Linked DNA regions of Mus musculus: region 1 is linked to region 2. A link is a loop called in an ENCODE intact Hi-C map of the cell type or tissue named here. Cell type or tissue: left cerebral cortex. All regions are shown on one strand. Each heading gives the region's core, and the rest is flanking DNA. Links, peaks and the distances in the headings are about the cores only.

Region 1 (8,647 bases), core at 520-8,519, 560 kb after region 2:
CCTCCACATGCACCTCATGGGAAGACAGACAGACATAGATATCCAATACAGACACACAGATACACATAGACAGACAGACAGACACACACACACACACAGAGATTTTTTCAAAAACTTTAAAGGTTTCTTTTTTTTAAGCTTTTCAGTAACTGTTTTCAAAATGGCATTACCCTCCAAACTTACCTATATGTGGATTAAGAGCTGTGACCAACATTAAAGACTCATTCATTAGCTTGTTGATCCGCTCTGTGTTGGCCTGGATCCCGACCACACAGTTGTCTGTGAAGGACACTGAAGCATCTCCCAGTAGCCTGGCTGAGTGCAGCACATTCTTAATCTATGGGAGAGGCACGGGAAGGAGGAAAGAGAATCGTTTCTGAGCCTCGGGTCACTTTGCTTTGCTTTTGTCCAATGACATGCATTATTTGCTGTTCCATACTGGACATGTAATTCCATAACCGTACACCACTCCTACCAATCCTGCAGTATAATACCCAGAAAACAAGTGAGAAAGGGAGACTCTGAGGACACAAAGTTACAAATCTAAAAATGATTAAAGAAAAAAAAAAAAAAAGATGTGTGTGCAATTAACACAAGACAGCCCTTGGTGGATAAGTATCTCAAGACAGCCCTTGGTGAGTGACTAATATAAAACAGCCCATGGAGAACATGCTAAACGGGCAAGATTTGTTGTATCCACAATCCAGTCATCCTGCTTGTCACAGAAGCCGATAGCCAGAAGTGGATGAAGACTCCTCTATGCAAGAGAAAGCAGAGCAGAAGCTCGGAGTCCTGAGATGCGCGCTAACTTTTGGATTCTCTGGTTTTGTGGTTAACAGAACAGTCCAGTTCATTTTAAAATAACATCACATGATGTTTAAGGTCATAGAAAGCCAACTGGTACATTTAATACCTGTTTCTTTTAAGCAACACTTCCCATGTATACCTCTGTCTAAAACTCAAAAAGGTCTGGAAGAAAATAATACTTCCACCAATAGACTCTAACAGAAACTAGACGTTACAGCTTAATTTGAAATGACTCAATTGTAAATCAAATTTCATCTTGATTTTCTAATTAAAGCCAACCTTTTTTTCCTCAGTTGAGTCTACTCCCCACCCCAATGTCCATCCTTCTCTCAGGCTCTGAAGCAGTGGTTTTACTTTAAGCCATGAACGACTGTTTCCACCAAACCTTTTCTTTTCCTTCTTCATATTTATAAAGAAGGGGTAAGGTGGCATTACTTTTAAAACATAAGAAAGGATTAAAATATAGCAGAAGCAGTTGTTCTGCATCTGGACATGTCAGGCACCTGGCCTGGATGCAAAAGGATACAGATCTAAAGCTCACTCCAGCCTGTCTTTCATTGACCAATCCTAGCAGGGTATACATGCCATGAATGCAAAAACCAAAAACTTCACATTTATTGCTTTATTGTGAGCACCTAAAATTGTGTGAGCCACAGTGAAACTTAAAAAAATACACTCACAGTTATTTGGGTATTCTAATCAATTAGACTTTATACGACAAACCAGTAAGAAATAAGCCTCTAGTGTATTTCAGATAGAGCACTGTACGAATGAAGGACTTAATAGTGACACAGCTTGGCTACCTGAAGCTCAGGAACCTGCATAGAAGATGACACCATTTTGCTCCATATTTGGAATGATGAAGGAAAAAGGAGAAGTTTGGAGGACAGTTTCCAAGCCATATGCAAAAGGCAAAAAATAAATTTAAAAAAGCTTTGCTGCGGACAGGGAAAGCACTAAAGAAACAGAGAAAGGGTCAACATGGTACCCTAAGAGAATGGATGAGAAAGAAAGATGATGATGAGACAGAAGAAGGAGGAAATGATGATGGAGATGACAGAGCTCAGAGCAAGTATGTGAAGGGGCTGAGGCTGGACCAGTTATCAAACCGTAAGAGAAAGTGACAATGGGTCAGGCTTTCGCAACCAAATCTGAAGAAAGATGGCACAAAGCAACAGCCTGAGCAGGAGACAGGGCTTTAAGGAAGGTGCTAGACAGACTTGAACTGATTCTAGCTGCTGGCATCAATGGCAGCAGAAGACAAAGAAACCCCTGTCTTACTTCCACACATCTTCATTCCACCTAAAAAGCAGACTACCAAATCCCTTGAGCTGAGTAGACTAACTCCCGATATGCCAGGTTATTCCAGTAGGACTAAGATTACCTACTACACAGCTAGCTTCCGTGGAAGCTCCAGAAACCTTCAAGGAAGACAAGAGCACTGGCTATTGGTCTTCAATCAAAAACTGCTAAAAATTAAATTGAAGGCTTACCATCATTGGTTTAAACACATTCAGTTCAAAATGTCCATTGCTGCCTCCAACGGTAACAGCAACGTGATTCCCCATGACTTGGGCTGCAACCATGGTCATCGCTTCACACTGAGTAGGGTTCACCTTTCCTTTGAGAAAACCAGTGTAGAATCTCATCAAATATAATCATGGTTTCCTATATGACTTAAGACTGTTTTTATATTAGTCAAAGAATGAAATCTAATGTTTTTAAATAAAGGCATAAAATAAGGCAAAGTTGAGGCACAGGCTGCAATTTTAGTCACTTAAGAGGTGGAGGCATAAATATTCCATGTTCAAGGACTACCTGAGCTTCTGAGTCAAGGCCAGCCTAGGCAACTTAGTGAGATCTTGACTTGAAAAGTATAAAGAATTCTAGGAATACAACTTAAAGACAGAAATACTTGTCAAACATGAGGGAGGCCCTGGGTTCAATCCCCAATATCACAGACAAAAAAAAATATCAAAGAAAGGGGGACGCATAGGCACACAGATTCACTTAAGGAAAACTAATACAGGTTCCCATTGTTATGGTTTTCATTCTTGTGTATGCATTTAGGCAACCAGGCTCAAAATACATAATTAGAAAGACAAGACTCTACCCTTCAAGAGGGTGGCAGCCAAGAAAAAAGATGACAACTCCAATAAATAAGGTCTACACAGAGAAGGCCGTGCTGCTATGGGGAGATTCTACGCTGGAACGCTATTTACCGCCCACGTACCCAAGGCTCCAGCGCAGCAGAGCTCCTTAAGAAGCGCCACACACACACTGTCTCTGTAGAGAATGCACTGGACAACTGGCCCTTTGTCTGTGATGTTCTTCCATTTGTCTTTTCTTTTGGAAACATGGTTTTGCTTAGTTACCTAGTTAGGCCTGAAATATTTATATTACCCAGGTTGGCCTTGAATTTATAATCTTCTAGCCTCAGTCACCAAAGTGCCAGGGTTAACCATGTACATACCATACTTGGTTCCATTTCTTTTTAACAATTATTGAATTTGCAATCAACTAGACTATATGTCTAGTTGATTATATATCAATACAAAGTATTGCAAATCGAGATCTTTCAGTCTATGCACATATATAACATATATAGTTTAAAATCTAGCATATACAATCTATATAAAAATTTATACAATAAATTATTACTTTGTCAGTTTTAGTATAGGTCAACTGGCCTCCAAAGGAGCCTTTGTGAATCTTGACTCTGTTCTGCAACATGTGCCACCTCAACTTTTGCTCTCTGCTGACTGATAAGCAAGTGTTCTTCGTCTACCCTAAGCCACCAGTAAAATGCTGAGTGAGTAGAACCCAATATCAAGATATTTCTCCAACTAAAGTCAACTCATTAGCCACTCCCTAACGTCTGTTCATCCAGCTCCATTCACCGGCCAGGCTCTAGTGTTTGCCACTCTGACTTAACAGGACAGAGCCGGAGGCAAAGCATGACACACAGACTTCAGCAGGGTTTATATTCCTGCAGCCCAGGCTGACTGCTGCACTCTGCGGGGCTCTCGGCTTAGGCTGAAGGATACAACCACACAGAAGCTCCAATATGGAACTCCACCAGGCTGCTAACTCCACTCATGTCCTGACCTGGTGATACTCCTAAAAGTTCTAGAAGAACTGTAAAGCAGTGTTCCCCATACATCCCCACTGCTTCAAGGATGGCAGTGAGTGAAGAGACATGTCCTGTGATTGCAAAGCCCTGCTCCCGCATTTATCAGCTATGTGCATACGGACCTGGCATGATGCTGCTCCCTGGCTCGTTTTCAGGCAAGATCAGCTCTCCCAAACCTGACCGAGGACCAGAACCCAGGAAGCGAATATCATTCGCTATCTTCATTAGACTGCAGGCGGCAGTGTTCATGGCTCCACTAAGCTCAACCAGAGCATCATGAGCAGCCAGAGCTTCAAACTTATTCGGGGCAGTGACAAAAGGCAAACCTGCAGGAGGAAGGAGCGCCGAGGGTAAACAGGGAGAGTAAACACGCCTGCCAATGTTAAGCAAGTTAAACAAAGCCCAGAGCACACAAAGCAAACTAGAACAGAGAGGTGGGTGCGCAATTCAGTGACGCTGCTTGCTTAGTGTGTGCAACGTTCTGGCTGAGTTTGATTCCCAGTACTATAAATCAATAAATCTACATATCCAAATCTATAAATCAATAAAAAATAAATGCAACTTTCCACTTGAGGAAAACGCTTGAGAGTCGAGCTATGTTAATACTCAAATAAGACCTCCCCAAAGGCCTCCTTCCTAACAGAGCTCTGTAAGAAGTACATGCCTACAAAGCCTGACTGCTCTTGAGCAAGCATGAGAACTGTGAAATCCAGTCTGCCTCTGTCTACACTCTGATCTTCTGTCTACTCTTCTGATCTACTCTTGAGGACACAAGTCCACCCATCCCCCAAGCAAAGATTCTGAGATCCGGGTACTCCAAATCCTAATACAGTTCCTGACTATTAAAATGTGAGCCGGGCAGTGGTGGCGCACGCCTTTAATCTTAGCACTCGGGAGGCAGAGACAGGCGGATTTCTGAGTTTGAGGCCAGCCTGGTCTACAAAGTGAGTTCCAGGACAGCCAGGGCTACACAGAGAAACCCTGTCTCAAAAAAACAAAAAACAAAAGGAAGAAAAAAGAAAAACCCTCAGCTAATGAATAAGTGTGAGCCACAGAAACCCATCTGTATCATCCTGACCCCAAGGCCCAAAGGCATCTCAGAAGAGAAGGCAGGAGGAATGGCTGGCTAGAAGCTGGCAGGAGAGCTATGAAGTGCTGTCCTCTGGACAGAACCAGCTACTGCGTGGGAAGAACACTCCCTGTACTGCCTGAGAAACTATCCGCAGCTGGAGGAAGGAGAATCGCTTTTCTTTGAGTGGATTGCTCATATCCCAGTGATGATCCCACACCAATGCATAGCCATATATGGGCAGCACAAATTAAACTTGGGGATACATACTGTGGGGGTGAACTTGAAGTTGGGAGGGAGACATTTTTGGGGATTAGATGAGGGCTGAAAACCCAATACATTGTATACATATATATACAAATTTTAAAAACTGAATATACTTGTGATATGTATTATATACTTATTACTACCCTAACCTTATGGTAGCATCAGCATCTTAATCAGTTTTCTGGACATGACAAGCTGGTTCTAATAACAATAACAATACTGTACTAGCGGGGGGGGGGATAGTATTTAAAGATATTACAGCAAAGAAATATGACACGCAAAAACCAAGCTATCAGTGCACTTATCATGTGATAAGTTTCTCAACAGTCAACTGTTTCTGCTTTCTTTGAAAAATACTTAACACAGCTTTGAAGGGAAAGGACTAAATGCTAGCAGACAACAAACAAAACATGTAAACGCATGAACATGAACTCTTATATGGAAGCCTTAAAAGTAAGATAAACTTTATTAACTTCTGACATGGACACAAGCCATGTTTGATGGGAACATGTTACTCCTTAATTTCAGAAGAATTCAGCCTAGAAATATCTACAAGATGCATAAGCTATGTGAAGAACGTGAGTAGCAATGCATGTGGTCCCCAACCTGTGAGTGCTGCTACTTTTGCGGCCACCTTTTCTGCGAAACCGATCCTGGTGTTTAACCCCGTCCCCACAGCAGTGCCTCCAGCAGCGAGCTCGTAGATTCTTGGCATGGCGGCTTTTATTCTCACCATCGCATACTGGACTTGCTGAACGTAACCACTGAATTCCTGAGAAGAGAAATCACTGTAAGAACAAACTCCTATCAGCTACAATGCACTCTAATGGCACTAAACAGAAGATTATGTTAATTCATTCACGTGATAAAGAGGAAGGGCTACAAATCTACAAGGCAAATAATAACATGTAGCTTAGTTTATAACCAAACGTCCCAACAGAGTCAAGCAAAGAACACATGAAATAAACCTTTAAGAATAGCTCCACTACACTGAACTATTGCTCCACCTACAATCCACCCAGTGAGCTGATCCCCTCCCCCACATCTGACTGTAGCCCAAAGAAAAATTACTAAATATTCTCCAAAGACAAAAAGAAAATAGAAATACTTCTATACAATTCTAGCTTAAAGACCTGAGAGGGAAGCCAAGAAGCAACTTTACAAAGACCTGAGCGTGAAGTAAGGAGTACAACAGCCTGCGGGGTGGGCGGGGTCCAGCGTCGCTGTGCCCTCAAATGCCAGCAGCCGCAGGCACATTACTTCTCACACCACACTTTAAAGCAACCATCAATCTTCCTACCATATTTGCAGCATTGTGAACCACTAACAACTATGCAGGGACAAAAACCTTACCCTCTCTGTATTTGACAATTGGCCTTATCTAGTAAGCCAAGATAAACTAAATCTTTTCCCTACCTAAAATACTGAAAAACGGAATACTTTGGATTAGGATTAGGGTTTCAGTATATTCTAAAGAAAACATTGGAAAAGGTAGATCTAATTCATGAGATGCTAACTTCTTCTCACTCTCTCCCCCTCCCTCCTTTTTCCCCCATTGCATGTGTGTATATGAGTGCACACATAAATAACAGTTGTATGCACTTAGAGCATGTATTTTGAAAGTTGCAAAACCTGAAAAGACAATTCTAATTAAAAATCATGTTTCTCATAAAGTAAAAAAGAAAATAGAATTGCTGTCATGATAAATAGTATAATGACATCATGCAAGAGACTAAGTCATGACTCAAAATGATTTTTAGCATAGTGGCTTTTAACATGCAAAAAAAAAAAAAAACAAAACAAAACAACTTAACAACCAGGGGAAACAGATTAAATACACAGAAATTACACACAGAAAATGCCAGAAAAAGGCAATGTTTTAGCTAAGCCTTTGAAGTATTCTTCATTCCTTCCGTAAAATGTTTGCTAACTAATGAAGTTTTATTTCTGTTTGCCACAGAACAACAAGAGTCGATCCAAGCAGGCAGCAATCAAGTTCTCACCCTCAACTAGTTTTCATCACACTATTTTGTTTTGTTTTTTTTTGGGGGGGGGGGGTTTGTTTTTATTTTTATTTTTTTTGAGACAGGGTTACTCTGTGTAGCCCTTGCTGTCCTGGAACTCACTTTGTAGACCAGGCTGGCCTCAAACTCAGAAATCTGCCTGCCTCTGCCTCCCAACTTCTGTGATTAAAGGCGTGCGCCACCACACCGGCTTTTCATCACTCTATTATTTAGTGACTAGTAGTCAGTATTAGGCAATGGATGGCTATCTCCTGATACATAAACTACATACACTTTTACCTCCCAAGCTGTATGGTAAATGGAGACAAAACTCTTTTTGTGAGTTTTCTTTTGTTTCTTTGCAATACAATTATTAGATCTCCCTTCAGCTGATGACACAGAAACGGAAAAATACTTTCTGCTGTCCTGAACAGTCACACCTCTTCACAAGCTGTCCTGTTAGAGGGTAAAATATGCCTCACTTAATTACTTTAACATTTTGCTTTAATTAAATAACTACTTAATTTAGGCTAAGAGAGACCAATGAGGCAATCGTGATAACAGACTAATGAAGATGATGGTAGCTATGTACCCGACACGGTTCTAAACTCTGTCAACCAGCTCACTCACCACAGCCTCACAACCCAGAAAGCCGAGACACAGAGAAGCTAAGTAACTTTCCGCAGTCACATACCTGGTCTACAGCAAAACAGAACTTGAACTCAGAACCCAACTGAGCCCACTCACTGCCAGCATGCTCTCACCTTATGTGGGTACTATTAAAAGTTGCCAACTGGCCATGCATGGTGAAGCATGCTTTTAATGCCAGCACTAGGAGGCAGAGGTACACAGCTCTCTGAGTTCAAGGCCAACCTGATCTACAGAGTGAGTTCCAGGACAGCCAGGCCTACACAAAGAAACCCTGCCTCAAAGACAAAACAAAAACAAAGAGTGAAAGAGAGAGAGAAAAGTTGCCAAATGCTTAATTCAGAAAATTTATCATTGGCCTGATGATATACCTGGCCTTTACTTTAAAGGCAATTTTGAGGGAAAATGTTGATAATGTGTATCAATCCCTAAACTGAATGAACAAAATGAGTTAAACTCCCTTACCTGTCCAAGAGTAAGAGGGACAGCATCCTGCGTGTGAGTTCGCCCAATTTTGATGACCTGCGCAAACTCTTTGGATTTTGCACTGAGAGCATCATGGAGCTTCTGTAACCCTGGCAACAGGACCTTGTGAACTTCCACTGCAGCAGCAATATGCATTGCTGTGGGAAAGGTGTCATTCGAGCTCTGCAGGGGATTTTCAAAAGAAACATAAGATGTTAAGTTAGAAGTAAGAAGAGGGGAGCTCAAATATAACCA
Region 2 (8,647 bases), core at 483-8,482:
AAGAGGAAGAAAATCTTATTAGATGAATTATGTAAATTCCTGAGGTCTAAAAGTGTGTGTATGCTAATAAATAAATCTGATGGATGAGAAAATTATACATATTAGTCATTTTCTTTCCCTGTATGTGCATATTTTAATATGCATACATTATAACTGCATAAGCATGTCCTTAAAACACTAGAAAACAATCCTAGGAAATACTTTGGGGGATTCCTGTACTCTATATAAAGAAGGTAGACGGGATCGTTGACAGTGCTCATGTCTTAAGGAGAACAAAATTCATGTATGAATTATTTAACTGGTCAGATGCTATATCTAGGCGACACAAAACAATTTTGAGAATTTGTAATTTCTAGCGGAGACTACATTAGGATCAAAACTGCAACCATACAAACCCTCGCTCCTTCTACCTTCCCATTTTTTAGTGAAAGAATAAATTTCATGAGTCCTGAAATGGCTGTCACATGAAAGGATTCAAATGGGCTCATCCCTGTTATTTATCCTTTGTATATCTAAGCAGTTTAATTAGCCGAGAAAGGCGAGCATTTCTCCCTGGGCTTCGTTGGTTTCATTTTGTTTGTTTTCCAACACCCATAAGAGAAGGCAGGCTATCCTGAGGTGACAGCATGAGGCCTAAAATAGCTGTACCTGTGGGAACCCCCATCGGTGCCAGCATCCTTAGGATTTGGAACCATTTCTCAGACTCATATTCTCAAGCACACACTGGTAGTCAAAGACTGACTGCTTTGCTGCTGGCTGAGGCAGTTTCTTTAATTTAGTTTTGCATCACTTTGCAGGGCATGCAAAGGAGTGTAAAGTCGCACACAGGCTGGGCAAGCGCTCACCCTCCCACTGACCCTCAGCTCCAGCCCCTGATAGCTTAATTTGTTAATAAAATGATATTTTACAAAGTGGCTCAAATAAAATTTTCTAGGTTAGTGAAATAAACACGAGTTTCCACATAGGGTCAGCTTAAAATCCTTTGCAGCTTGTTAATTAGCCTTGAGCCAGTTTGCTTGAGTGTTAGGAAGATCTTTTACTAAGGTCTGAACTGTCTGGCTAGTCTATTATAATGGTTGAAATTAAACAGAATCTGTTAAGCTCATAAAACGAAGGAAAAGTATGAACGCAGCTCATACGATCCAAGTAGTGTAACACATAGCAATAGATCATCTAGGAAATCATCTAAGTTTTCCAGAACAGTTAGACTCTCATGCAACAACATAATATACTAAATATATAAGAGCACGGGAAATACTATTCCGACCATGTAAAGATAGTTTTATATATAGATGTGTAGCTGTTCTTTGCTACTTTGTGGCTTCTTTTTTCTTCCACCCTTCTCCACCCCTTTTCTTCCACACTTCAATCTCCTAACACTAAATAAGAGAGAAAAATGGATAGAGAGGAGGGAAAAGAGACCCCAGTATAAAGTCAGGGGCGAGAAAGGAGGTGATGTTATCATTAAACTACTTCCTGCTGATTAGGGGCATTGAGTTCCTTGGGGCAAGTTTGATCTTCACCAGCTGTGTACTGGATGGTTTTGTGTGTCATCTTGACACAAGCTGGATTTATCACAGAGAAAGGAGTCCCTTGAAGAAATGCCCCCAGGAGATCCAGCTATAAGGCATTTTCTGTATTAGTGAAGAATCCGGGAAGGGCCTAGCTCATTGTGGGTGACGCCATCCCTGGGCTGGTAGTCTTGGGTTCTATAAGAAAGCAAGCTGAGCATGCCAGGGGAAGCAAGCCAGTAAGCAGCATTCCTCCATGGCTTCTGCATCCACTCCTGCCTCAAAATTTCTACCCTGTGTGAGCTCCTGTCCTGACTTTCTTTGGTGATGAACAGCAATGTGGAAGTGTAAGCTGAATAAACCCTTTCCTCCCCAACTTTCTTCTTGGCCATGATGTTTTGTGCAGGAATAGAAACCCTGACTAATTTCTGCTTGTTGTTTCCTTTTTACACATGACTACTTAACAGACCAGGACCAACAGTGGCTGACAATAACTGGCAACCAACCAACAACCCACCCTAGAAAACACAGGACAATGTAGGCTGCAGGTTTGCTGCAGGTCAGCATGAAAGGTGTGGCTTGCTACTCTCGTCCAAGTCTTTGGGAGAGAGGAAACAGCAGACTGGAGTCTTGAAATTATTGCAAATGCAGCAAATGAATAAAGTTTTGCCTGGTCTGCTCAGAGGAAGCAGCGTTCATACAAGTTCTGACTTTCTACATCTAAATACAAGACAAGAGAAATTGTACTTCCATTAGGTGGTAAGTACAATGAGCAGGAGAGGTCTGAATGAAACAGAGAAAACAAAACAAAAGGAACAACAACAACAAAACCACATGGGGCAAGAGATGCAGCTCAGTGGTGTATCATTTCCTAGACCGTTGGATTCTCAGCACTGAAGAAAAATATGGAATACATAGTATTGACTGTAGTTTTATCTCAGGAAGACGTGCCTAATAAGGTTTATACCTGCCCATCAGTGCATGCTTTCCCAAGAGGCATCATGCCTTCTTGTATCTGCTTAATTGATTTGGTTGCCTACTTCTCATCTGACCACTGTTAAAGTGGGTCAGTGTGTCAGAACTGTCACCTACTTTACTTGTTGGACAGCACGTTTAGTTAGTGGCTAGTTCATGTCATAAGCACCAGGTAGACATCTGGGCTACCTCACTTGCCATAGTCATCGAGGCACATATCTGTAAATAGAGCTCTAGGGCTTTCCAATCAGAACTGTTTCTACAGCTACTAACCCAGCAGCTCAGAATTTAGGGATGTACACAACACCTTCCCCTAAGGGACAGAAAAGGGCTCCAGATTACTCTCAGTTGAGGTTAACAACCCTGAGGCTAGTCTGCAGTTTAGGAAGTGAAGCTGGCTAGAGGCAGTCACTTCTACAATTAGTTAATTAACAATTCTTTCAGAGTAAGAAGCCAAGAGCACAATGGGCAGTGCACAGCACAAAATCTTGATGTGTTAAGTATTCAAGTTCCAAGCATTTGCTGTAAGTGTGATGGGAAAAAGTAAGGCCTCATTCCACCATTATCTTTAAAAAGTAAAATTGCTCATTTACAGAGACTGTCTTCTCTTAGACGTTAACATATTAGGCAAAAATAGAAAGGAACATTGGTATTTTAATTCTGACTATTTCTTTGTGTGTGTGTGTGTGCGTGTGTGTGTAAAATGTGCGTCTTCAGGTGCCTGTGGAGGCTAGAATACAGTGTCAGATCCCCTGGAGATGGAATTGTCAGTGGTTATCAGTTGCTCTGGCCTGGGTGCTGGGGAAAAACCTTGGGTCCTGTGGAAGAACAGCAAGAGCATTTAACAGCCTAGCTAGCCCTTCAGCCCTTTAATTTATACTTTCATGATTACTGGTGAGTTACTTAGCTCTCTATGTCTTCCTCTTTCTCTGTCTCACTTTGTCTCTCTGTGTGTGTCTTTCTCTATGTGTGCCTGTCTATCACATGCACAGGGCAAGAGCAGGGAGGAGAGATTAGAGTTCTTGTCATACACATTTATTTTTGTTATTTTGTGTATTTGAGAGTTTTGCTAGCATGTACACCTATGCACCACATTCATGTAGCACTAGCAGTGGCAGGTAGCTTTGAATGCCCTGGGACTGGACTTACAAACCATTCTGAGCTGTTGTTTGGTGGCTGGGAATTAAACTTCTGGAAGAGGAACCAATGCTCCTAACCACTGAGCCATCTCTTCAGCATAACTTGTTGTATTTTTGAAAGCAAGTCTCTCATCCTATTTTGGTGATGTGGCCATAACTAGGAATCGCATGCTCCAGTGAATGACCCAACACCATGCACATATGGACAACACTAACTGGACTTAGTGGATTATCAAAAAACAAATAAACAAAATGGCATGAAGTTGGAAGGAGGATATACTTTCAGGGAGGGAAGCTGGAGGGGGAACTAGGAAGTAGAGATGATCATGTTTTGTTGTATACCTGTATGGAATTCTGAAGAATGAAAGAACAAAACCACTTCCCTATGTATTTGTGGAAAAACAGCATTCTTTTCTTCAAAAGTATATCAAATTATTCTATGATCATGTTCTGTCATTTGTAAACTGTGCTGCTAAGCATAACATAAAGTTTGATTCTTTTTTTTACGAAGTTAAAGAAAAGAGGGTCCAGACATCAGCTCTTCTACCAGCACACTTCCCATTCATGTAGCCTATCTTTGCATATGCTACTCTGATTATATAGAATGTAACATGCAAATAGAACTGCATTCCCCACACCTTTCTGTTTTATTAGTCTTATTTTGGGCTAATTTAATTATGCATTTCTGACCCAAAGTACTGAAGAAATGGCCTCCTTATTGATTTAGACCTCTCAGGCAATTAGACATGGAAAATTTAGAGAAAGACCTGAATTAGAAGGAAACTGTCAACACAGAACTCAGTCCTTGCTCCAGAGGAACAAGAGCTAGTTTTCTATGAGCCTGGCTCATGTAAGTGAGCATGGCAGAAGAGTGTGGACTCAGATCACCTTGAGGACATGCTCAACAGTAGATCCCAGACTCAGAACAAAAGGATCTTCTAGGTCATTGAATTTACCCAGCACGTGCTAAGAGCATCAGGTAGGCAGGAACAGCACACAGAACAATCTCTCATATAGGTCTCAGATGCTATGTCACAACCCTCTCACCCTTGGGGTTGGACTAGAACCTCTAAACTGGAATAAATTCCTTCTTACCTGCAAATCACTTTTGGTCAGAGTTTCATCACGGCAACAGGATAGTGAACTAGGATTCTACTGGGGAAATAATACTCCATCCCCAGCAGCCACCAATTTCCCAGAGCTCTTGAGGGTGAGGTGAGACACCAGGTGGCCCTGCATAATTTTAACTTACTTAAAATGTAACATTTTCATTTTAAAATAAAGCAAATAGCTATCTCATTTTTAAAAACTCATGCTTAGAAGGCATCTTGCCTCATGGGAGGTTGAGTGGCCTGATTGTGTCCATTTTGTTGATTTGTCTCCTACATCCTTGAATATCTGTGCCATACATCCTGACACTCAAACAGAAAGTCACATGGCAAAGCTCTACAGATAACTCATTGAGGTTTTGATATATTTAATGGATATGTTCATTAGCAAATAACTATATGTGTACAGTCTAGAAAATTCACATTCACCATCAGCTAACTGTTCTTTTACATCCTTCAGCTAACCTTATTAGTTTCCTTATAAAAGTCTCCCATTTTCAGTAACTTTACTTTTAATTTTTAAAACACATTTGTGTGTGGTCTTGGCTTCTTTTTCCCATGGGCCCTCAATTTTCTTTAGAAGTGATTATATTCTCACTCCAACTCTGACAGTTGCTGAAATCTTTAGTAAAGGATCCTGCTGTTTTTGTGCTCTCTTACTTAATTAACATGGTGTGATGGACTCTACCTGGAGGCAGCCGGCTACAAGCTTCCCCAATGAATCTGCCCGCTGTCTGGCCTCCTAACTCAGAAAGGCCAATTTTCTCTCTGCTTCCTCCATCTCCCTCCTAGCACCTGCTGAGAGTAGTGTCTGCTTGCATCTCCTGCGTTTTCCTCTCTAATTCCAAGAAACCATCATTGAGTTTCCTTCAGTGTCTGTTTTCAAATTAATTTATCTGTATAACTAAGAATCCACCTGCCTAAAAGATCCAGCATCCTTTGCAATATAACTAAGAGGTGACAGTACCCACCATCCCTCTTACACTCACTGCCATCTCCTGTTATACTGGATACTGACAAAATGCCTTGGGGTTTTAGCCTATGCAAGGTAAGGCCATCCATGTCTTTGGGAAAGTTTTTATCCAAGCACTGGCTTCTAGAATGTACTCCCCTAGGACGCAATTCTCTTCATTCACCTGAGGCCTTCCCTTTGGTCATCCCTTGGTTCTACGGCTTCATTGACATTGATTTTCCTAACCTCCATCACAGCTATCTCTATGCCAACCCTTTCCCAAGGCCCCTGGTGTCCTGACTCTAGTTGGTTTTGGCCAAATAGAGTATAAGACTAAGAGGGAGGGTGTGGATGCTTACTGTGTCTTTTTATAAAGATGTCTTCTTAGAGAAAAGGAGAGGAGTGTGTAAGAGACATTATTTCCTAACAGTTATGCCCCAAGCACTATGCTTGGTGATTTACATATATTATCTTAATCCTTTTAACCCATGTAAGAGTAGGGTGTTATTATCCTTTAAAGGATATTACACATGCTCTGACCCACTGGATTTCTAAACAGGAGTGAGATGATTCAAGCTATATTACCTAATAAAGACATTAAGCTTTTGTCTAATGACCTAATAATGACCATTTGGAAATGAAGTTTCAAATACAATTACATTTCAGCCCCAAGGAACCATCCCTAAATATCCAAGGGAACATGCACATTGTGTTTTAGATTTATTTTAATCATACTTTACATGTGAGACATTTTTGGTGTGTTATGAGTTGGTAAGAATACATTTTTTTATATAAAAAGTTACAAATGCATAGTATAAGATGATTGTGGTTGAGCTATGAGTTTAGTTCCCTCTCAGTCATTTCCATGCTTGACACACTGACATACACTGTTTCTTAAAAGCCTTTGGAAGCGAACGGATACCTTTGGATGTATCCTGTAAATGGCTGAGAGAATCCTTAAAATACGAAAAGTATAGTCAGGGGTAATAGCAGCAAATGTATTGGAAATGCAGTATGTTCTTTCAAATATGTACTTGCATATAGACACAGCTGATACTTGCACTGAAATGAACGGAGTTAATTCATAGTACTCAAGTCTTGCCCCTCATGTAAATACCAAAATTATTTAACTCATCAGGTATTAAGTGAGCACCAGCTATAAGCAGGGGATTCAGAGTCTCAAGAGGTAAGATCAAGTGTGACATTTGTCATACGGCTGGAGAAGCATCTGCCTTCATTTCTCATCCATGCTCCTGCTTCAGATAACTTAGGTAAGCTTGCAGCGGCATTTCCGTTATTCAGAGTAAGTGGAATTTTTTTCTCTTTTCCCCTAACCCCCTGATCTGTGGAAAACATTATTGTAGCATTGCAAAGGAAGAATTGGCCAACAAGGATAAAATGCTTTTCTAATGTGACTACAGGATCTCTTTGTCACGGAGGCTGGAGGGTGGGGCACAACTGTGAGCTGTGAGGCTCTGGGAGGACACCATGAAGGGAGAAAGACTTCAATCACCATTTTATTTCATGAAAGCTTCAGGAAATCATTATTGTCTGAATTATGGTTTCAGCTGATCTTGGAGATGAGGGTGGGGGTGGGGTTGGGGTGCGATTGCAAAAGGACAAGAGGCAGCCCCCACCCAAAAGCTTTACCCTGTGTGTCTCCTGAAAGCTAGTGTAGGCCTTCACTCATTCCCTGACAACCTTGAGTGACTTCAAATGTTTTCAAACTTCTAAAATGTATACCCTCTCATGCTCTCTCGCTCTCTCTCATTTTCTCTCTCTCATATTCTCTCTCTTATATTCTCTCTCTCATATTCTCTCTCTCATATTCTCTCTCTCATATTCTCTCTCTCATATTCTCTCTCTCCCTCTCTCTCCCTCTCCCTCTCTCTCTCTCTCTCTCTCTCTCCCTCTCCCTCTCTCTCCCTCTCCCTCTCCCTCTCCCTCTCCCTCTCCCTCTCCGTCTCCCTCTCTCTCTCTCTCTCTCTCTCTCTCTCTTTCTCTCTCTCTCTCTGAATCCCTCCCATGTACCACAGAGCATGTACAGAGAAAGGGCAGAGAACAACTATGAACTATTAGGGATCCTTTTTTCTATTGCCCTAATAGTCTCTTGGGACAACACTCAGGCTACCAGGTGGGCCAAGCTCTTTTCCTGGCTGATCCATCTCCTGGCCCCTGGTGTAATTTTTGTCACTAGTACCAGGAAAACCCTCCCCCTCCCAATTCTCTGATGCCTTTTGCCAGTATTTGCCTGTCTGTTCTACACCAAGCCATGATTCAGAACCGCAGATAACACTGGGCTTGTGAGCAGAGACAGGGCATGAATGGTCACCACTGAGATAATGCATTCTGTCTGTGGAAGCACATCTTCAACATGCTGTCTTTTTCCAATACCAACTTCATTAGCTATGGTTCCATCTTAGTTTCCATGTGGGCTATCCAAAACTTTGCTGGACAGTAATATTTTAAAGAGAGCCTCTTAATTTGAATTCTATGCTTTAAAAAAAACAAACACGTATAGAATGAAATATTTTATCAACTATTTCTACTTTATATTATAACCAATATGCACATTTCTTATACCAAATCCTTCTAATTTCATGATGATATTAATCAGCTAGCAGACCCTACCACTGATTTGTTTCTAATGTTGACAAATTTCTTTCATAGTTAAATTTACCTACATAATTAGAGGGCACATAGCTTGGTATATTTTTAGTAGCTGGAGTACGCTATTCCTTTGCCTATAAAGAAATCAAAAGGACAGCCGAGTCAAGCACCATCTAATTCTTGAAACTTATCAAGTTTCTTACCTGGGATCGGGGAGAGCTCCAGAGATTGGAACAAGACTGTCCTGACAGTCAACAAAAATGTTTCTAGTGTGCAATGTGAATTTTCCCATGACTTTTCTTTTACCAAAAAAAAAGGGAAGAGTTTTGTACAGGAGTTGTGTAATAAGTC

The links. A loop is a pair of places that touch in the nucleus more often than their neighbours do. Peaks named below come from ENCODE experiments on the same cell type or tissue, not always from the same donor. Only the 100,000 strongest peaks of a DNase experiment are listed, where the experiment ranks them.
Region 1: it touches region 2 in a loop (3.0-fold over the local background); 11 of 42 quality-filtered maps call a loop at or near these places.

Annotation. Positions count from the first base shown.
Region 1 is chr1:175,603,755-175,612,401 of GRCm38, forward strand. It overlaps Fh1 (fumarate hydratase 1), which reads right to left. Exons shown (of 10, transcript NM_010209.2): 5 at 8,393-8,575; 6 at 5,883-6,048; 7 at 4,063-4,266; 8 at 2,301-2,428; 9 at 184-337. Among named protein-coding and RNA genes, the nearest start is that of Fh1, 18 kb to the right of the region's middle. In left cerebral cortex, for the core only: no CTCF peak of the experiment used is centred there; a DNase peak (open chromatin) is centred at 5,180.
Region 2 is chr1:175,048,665-175,057,311 of GRCm38, forward strand. No RefSeq gene overlaps it. Among named protein-coding and RNA genes, the nearest start is that of Grem2, 130 kb to the left of the region's middle. In left cerebral cortex, for the core only: no CTCF peak of the experiment used is centred there; no DNase peak of the experiment used is centred there.